Linked DNA regions of Homo sapiens: region 2 is linked to region 1. Evidence: read pairs that join two places in POLR2A ChIA-PET (ENCODE). Cell type or tissue: K562. All regions are shown on one strand.

Evidence for each region. Peaks named below come from ENCODE experiments on the same cell type or tissue, not always from the same donor. Only the 100,000 strongest peaks of a DNase experiment are listed, where the experiment ranks them.
Region 2: POLR2A ChIA-PET joins it to region 1 with 7 read pairs; 4 of 35 experiments call an interaction of 5 or more read pairs at or near these places.

The regions. Positions count from the first base shown.
Region 1 is chr1:3,758,781-3,761,280 of GRCh38, reverse strand. The region is part of intron 4 of CCDC27 (coiled-coil domain containing 27); the gene reads right to left. Among named protein-coding and RNA genes, the nearest start is that of CCDC27, 7.6 kb to the right of the region's middle. In K562, no CTCF peak of the experiment used is centred here; a DNase peak (open chromatin) is centred at 1,340; H3K27me3 peaks cover 431 bases.
Region 2 is chr1:3,905,903-3,908,402 of GRCh38, reverse strand. The region is part of intron 2 of LINC01134 (long intergenic non-protein coding RNA 1134); the gene reads right to left. Among named protein-coding and RNA genes, the nearest start is that of LINC01134, 6.7 kb to the right of the region's middle. RefSeq lists a silencer at 902-961. In K562, CTCF peaks have their summits at 372 and 1,015 (motif pointing right); DNase peaks (open chromatin) are centred at 311, 962 and 2,092.

The DNA of each region.
Region 1 (2,500 bases):
CTGGGCAGAAAACCAAGGGCAGCCCCCGTGGGCCATGCAGCCACACACTCTTCCCCTGACCTGCCTCCAGCCCACCCAGGAGGAGCAGATCTGCTGTCGTGGTACCCCAAAACCCCAGGGTCCCAGGGATTTCAAGATAGGTACTGCGGTAAAGAGCTAGCACTACACATCTGGAGATCAAGATGTGCCAGCTCTTTACTGCAGCCATGCCTGGCACCTCCAGCGCCTCTGCACCCATCCTAAGAACAGATCCTAAATCCTCGTCCGAGGAGTTGCAAGGCAGCTTCCCTTTCGGACCTGGCCCGTGGTGTGTCCCTGCACCCCACTATACCACAGGACACCAGTCTTCTTTGCAGCCCCGACACTTAACCGGCAACACCCTCCAAGCTTCCCTAGGGGCCTGTCGGGGAGCTCCTCAAACTTTTGTTCTCAGAATCTCAACTCCCTCAATTCTTCAAAATTAAAGACAAAAATAAAGATGTTTTCAGGCAAACAGAAATTGAAAGAATCTGTGACCAGCAGATCTGAACTTAGAGAAATACTAAAGGGAGTTCTTCAGGTGGAAGGAAAATGATCCCAACAGAATATTCTGGAAGGAAAGATAACTAGAAAGTCCCCTAAATGTTTGGAAAGTAAGTGATAGGCTTCTGTGTAGCCAATGGGTCAAAAAAGAAATCACAAGGAAAGCTAGAAACATTTTAAACTGATAATGAACATCCGGACACATCAAAGCTCGTGGGACGCAGTTAAAGTTGTGATTAATGGCAAATTTATAGCCTTAAAATGCATATACCAGGAGGGAAATGGAAAATCATGACCCAAGTATCTATCTCAAGAGTTCAGAAAAAGAACTAAAATTAATCCCGCAGAAAGTAGAAGAAAAGGAATAAAGATAGGTGTGAAAATTTATGATATAGGAAGGGAGAGAGGGAGAGAGGAGCAAGGGGGAGAGAGAGGAGAGAAGGATAAAGCAAACGTGGCCACATTTAACATTTGGGGAATGGAAAAGTACATGGGAATCTTTGTAGTATGGATTCTTACCACTTTATGCCTGAAATACAAAGTTAAAGGGAAAAAAAAGTGCAGAAATCACATTTCATCACCCAAGCCATGGTCCCGAGACACTTGCACGTCTCAAAATAGTGCAAGGACTGCTGGAAGGGAGATCCGATTTCCTGTTAGAGCTGCCGAGTTCACACAATGCCAGCTGCAAACTTGTTGCTGCAGGTGGCTCTCTTGCCACCAAATGAGAAGAGTTTATCTATGACAGCCCAGACGAAGGCAGAGAGGAGATAAAGAAAAGCCTGATGAGCCCCTTGGAGCTCCTGGAGGCAGCCAAGCCTGCAGCCCTTCCCTTGGATGGTTCATACGCATGACCTGGTAAATCCCCTCCCTGCTGCCTGCATGAATAACAACAGCATATCTGCCTGACTCTTGGCTAATGATATGCTCAGCCTATTTCTCAGAAATGAAATTACTTGGTTAAAGGGTAGGAACACTCTTGAAGCAGTGAAATCTATAATAATGTACAGGTAGAGTTGCAGGAGTAAACAAAATGAATATCATGGACCCCCAGGAGCTGGGACTGGCAAGCCCCCTTGTGTCTCCATTCAGTCATATGACCCCCCAACACCTCTGTGCCCTGCACCAAATCACCAACATTTTGTGACTCATGTCCATAATTTTCATCAAAACTTTACCAGTTTCAAAAGAATGCAGAGAAAGAAGGAAGCAGACACTAGAGAAAAATCAACAAAATCTAAAGCTGATTCTAAGAGAAGGTTATTAAAATTGATAAAACTCCAATGAGACCAATGGGGAAAAAGAAAGGAGGCACAAGGCAGCCACGTCGGGAATGAGACAGAGGCCGTCCCCACCCTGCCCAAGCTGCATCAAAGCTAGTAATTATCCTTGTACCACTTACAGCCTTAGGCTGATACATAAAAAATCTTATGTGAAATAGATGCATTCCTAGAAAAACACAGAACACCAAAACTGAAACTAGAGGAAAAAGAAAATCTGGATATATTTTTAAATAATTGAATTTGTGATTTTTTTTTTTTTGAGACAAAGTCTTGCACTGTCGCCTGGGCTGGCGTGCAGTGGCTCGATCTCAGCTCACTGAAACCTCCGCCTCCTGGATTCAAGTGATTCTCCTGCCTCAGCCTCCCAAGTAGCTGGGATTACTGGCACCTGCCACCACGTCCAGCTATTTTTTTTTTTTTTGTATTTTTAGTAGAGATGAGGTTTCACTATGTTGGCCAGGCTGGTCTTGAACTCCTGACCTCATGATCCACCCACCTCAGCCTCCCAAAGTGCTGGGATTGCAGAGGTGAGCCACTGTGCCTGGCCTAATTTGTGATTTTTAAAACTGCTCCTGTAGGGGCCCAGTACAGTGGTTCACACCTGCTATCCCAGCACTTTGGGAGGCTGAGGCAAGAGGATCACTTGAGCTCAAGAGTTCGAGGCAAACCTGAGCAACATGGAGAAACCTCGTCTC
Region 2 (2,500 bases), 150 kb before region 1:
GAGAGAGAGAGAGGAGAGACAGAGAGAGAGCAAAGAGAGAGAGAGAGAAATAGAGAAATTCCCGATCTGGTATAAATCTATTTTCTGGAATACTAAAGTTATACATCTTGGAACTGACAAATCCAAGGGAAAAATTATCCCCACCCTTTTGCCTCTAAATTCATGCAACTGAGTTAGCTTGAGAACGTCCAAGAATTCCAGACAGTTCAGTCCAAAATTCGAAACAAGGTACAGACCTTGTTAGCTGCTCCTGGTCTGCAAGCCAACACCCCCACAAACCCAGAGACACGTGTGGAGACCAGATAACCACGTGGGCTGGCCTCCATTCTGTGCCCAGACTTTGAAAAGAAGGATGGAGCCAGGCAGGGGGCGAACCTGCACTAGAATAAGACGAGGTGAAACCATTGCACAAGGTGGCCTGGAGGGAGCCTGGAGCAAGCCAGCCCTGCAAAGCCCCACCTGAGAAGCCAGGTTATGTCCACCCCATCAGTTCACACCAGTCAGCTGCTGCGAGCGGGCGGCGGTGACCCTGGCTCTGCACTCAAGTTTAAGGACAGACGCTGCCGTTGTACTTAGCTGCCTCGAAACGCACTGACCTGAATCTGTTCTGGATTCTTAGGAAGCAGCATGACAGGGAAGTCACAGCCGCAGGGACCTCGGTAGGCAAGTGCCCTTCGAGGAAACTGGGGAATCCTCCGTGGGGCGGAGCGAGCCTGGGTGAGCAGAGACCGGCCGTCGGCCATTCCGCTCCCAGGGCCCATGAGCAGGGCAGACCCCTCCCCACCGACGTGGAGAAGTCTCATTTCTGAAACATGCCACCAACACACAGTCTCTACTGTCCTGCATCCCTAAAAGTGGAGTGATGCCTATTCACAGCTCACTTTCAAGTGGCTGAGACACTAGGCGGGAGAGCCTGCAAGCCCCACCCCGCCCTCCGGCCGCACCCCTGCCTTCCCGCCACACCCCTGCCTTCCCACTCACTCTTTCCTGCATCTTCCCACGGCCTTTGCTGCCCCTAGGGGGCCCTCATGGCCTTTACTGACAGCCCGTGACGTCTCAGTAGCTCAGATGAAACCTGTTTGATTTGAAAGCTGATGATTTTAGTTCCTGAAGGCCACACATGGGAACCGACCTGGACTTGAGGGTCATCGTTCCCAGTCCTGCCTGGGTCCACGTCCTGCCAAAATGCGATACCCGTGAGAACTGGGCAGGGCCCCACAGTGTCTCCTCCTGGGTGGCCTTGACCTGTGTCGGTGGCAGCCGAGGACGGATGCTTGGGTTTCAATGAAGGCAACTGAACACGCACAGCCGCCAAGAGAGGCCGCGGGGCGGGGGAACCTCAGAACCCCGTAATCTCTGCCCTGGGTGCAGACAGTTCTTCAGGAATTCCTCATCCTGCACATGGCCTGAGCATGGCTACACGGCCACAGAGGGAAAAACAGCTGCCCATCAATGACTAGTACGTTTGCGGGAAAATCCATTTATCTGTTGGCCCTGCCATGCCCCTGATGTTTGACCAAGTGAGCCTACGGTGCGCTGGGCACAGGGGCATCTGCGAGTGGGAGGCAGACGTGGATCTGCAGGGAGGGACCTGTCCACATGCCCGCTCCCAGCCTGAACCTCACTCTGCCATCAGCCCGATCCCCAGCCGGTTTCCACTGCCAGCGGCCCCTGCTTGAAGGCAAGGGAGCTCTCAAAATAGGGCTTTTCATCTTGGTGTTTTTCTTCCAGACTGCCCAAAGGTTCTCATAAAATGGCAATTTTTTTTTTCATCTAGTTGGAAATTTAGCCTTCTCCAGGCTCTGCAAATCCCAGGCCTTTTCTTCAAAGGACACTGCAGCGTGATCCCAGCGGAGGGCTGGCAGCAAGGCACAAAGTGGCCCATCGCTCGGAGCTTTTCTGCTGGATGATGTTGGAGTTCACGATTTGAATGTTCCCCCCTGGTGTGCAGTTTCACTGATACCCAAATGGAGCATGTTCTTCATACAGTCAGGGCAAGCGGAGACTACGGGGTTCCCGAGGTTCTCCTGCCCTGCAGCCTCTCTCTGCAGCTGTGCACATGCACCATGACTCCCCATGGAGGGTGCAGCTCCACCCTGGCGGGAGCCACGCCCACAGCTCCCACAGCCCTGCCTGTGCACTGCCTGCAGTGCTCTTTACAACGTGTGTGCAGAGAGCCCAACAAACTTTTGATGAATGAAACCGGTGGACTCCACCAGGAGACAAGTCCTGGCTTCCGCTGGAGCATCTCCACCGGGCCTGCGTCGGTGAAAAGCAGAGGCAAGCGAGTTCTCCTAGGTAGACCTCCACATCCTGCCTACTTACACAGTGATGGTTAGCTGCCATCAATAAGAACAGAAGCACAATTCAATTTTTAGAACACACACAATTAGGTGCCCATAAAAAACGGAAGCCAAAAATTAAAAGACAAATGAATGAGAAAGAACAAAACAAAACCACAATATTGAGAAACGTTAAGGAGGACTCAAATTTCCTGGCA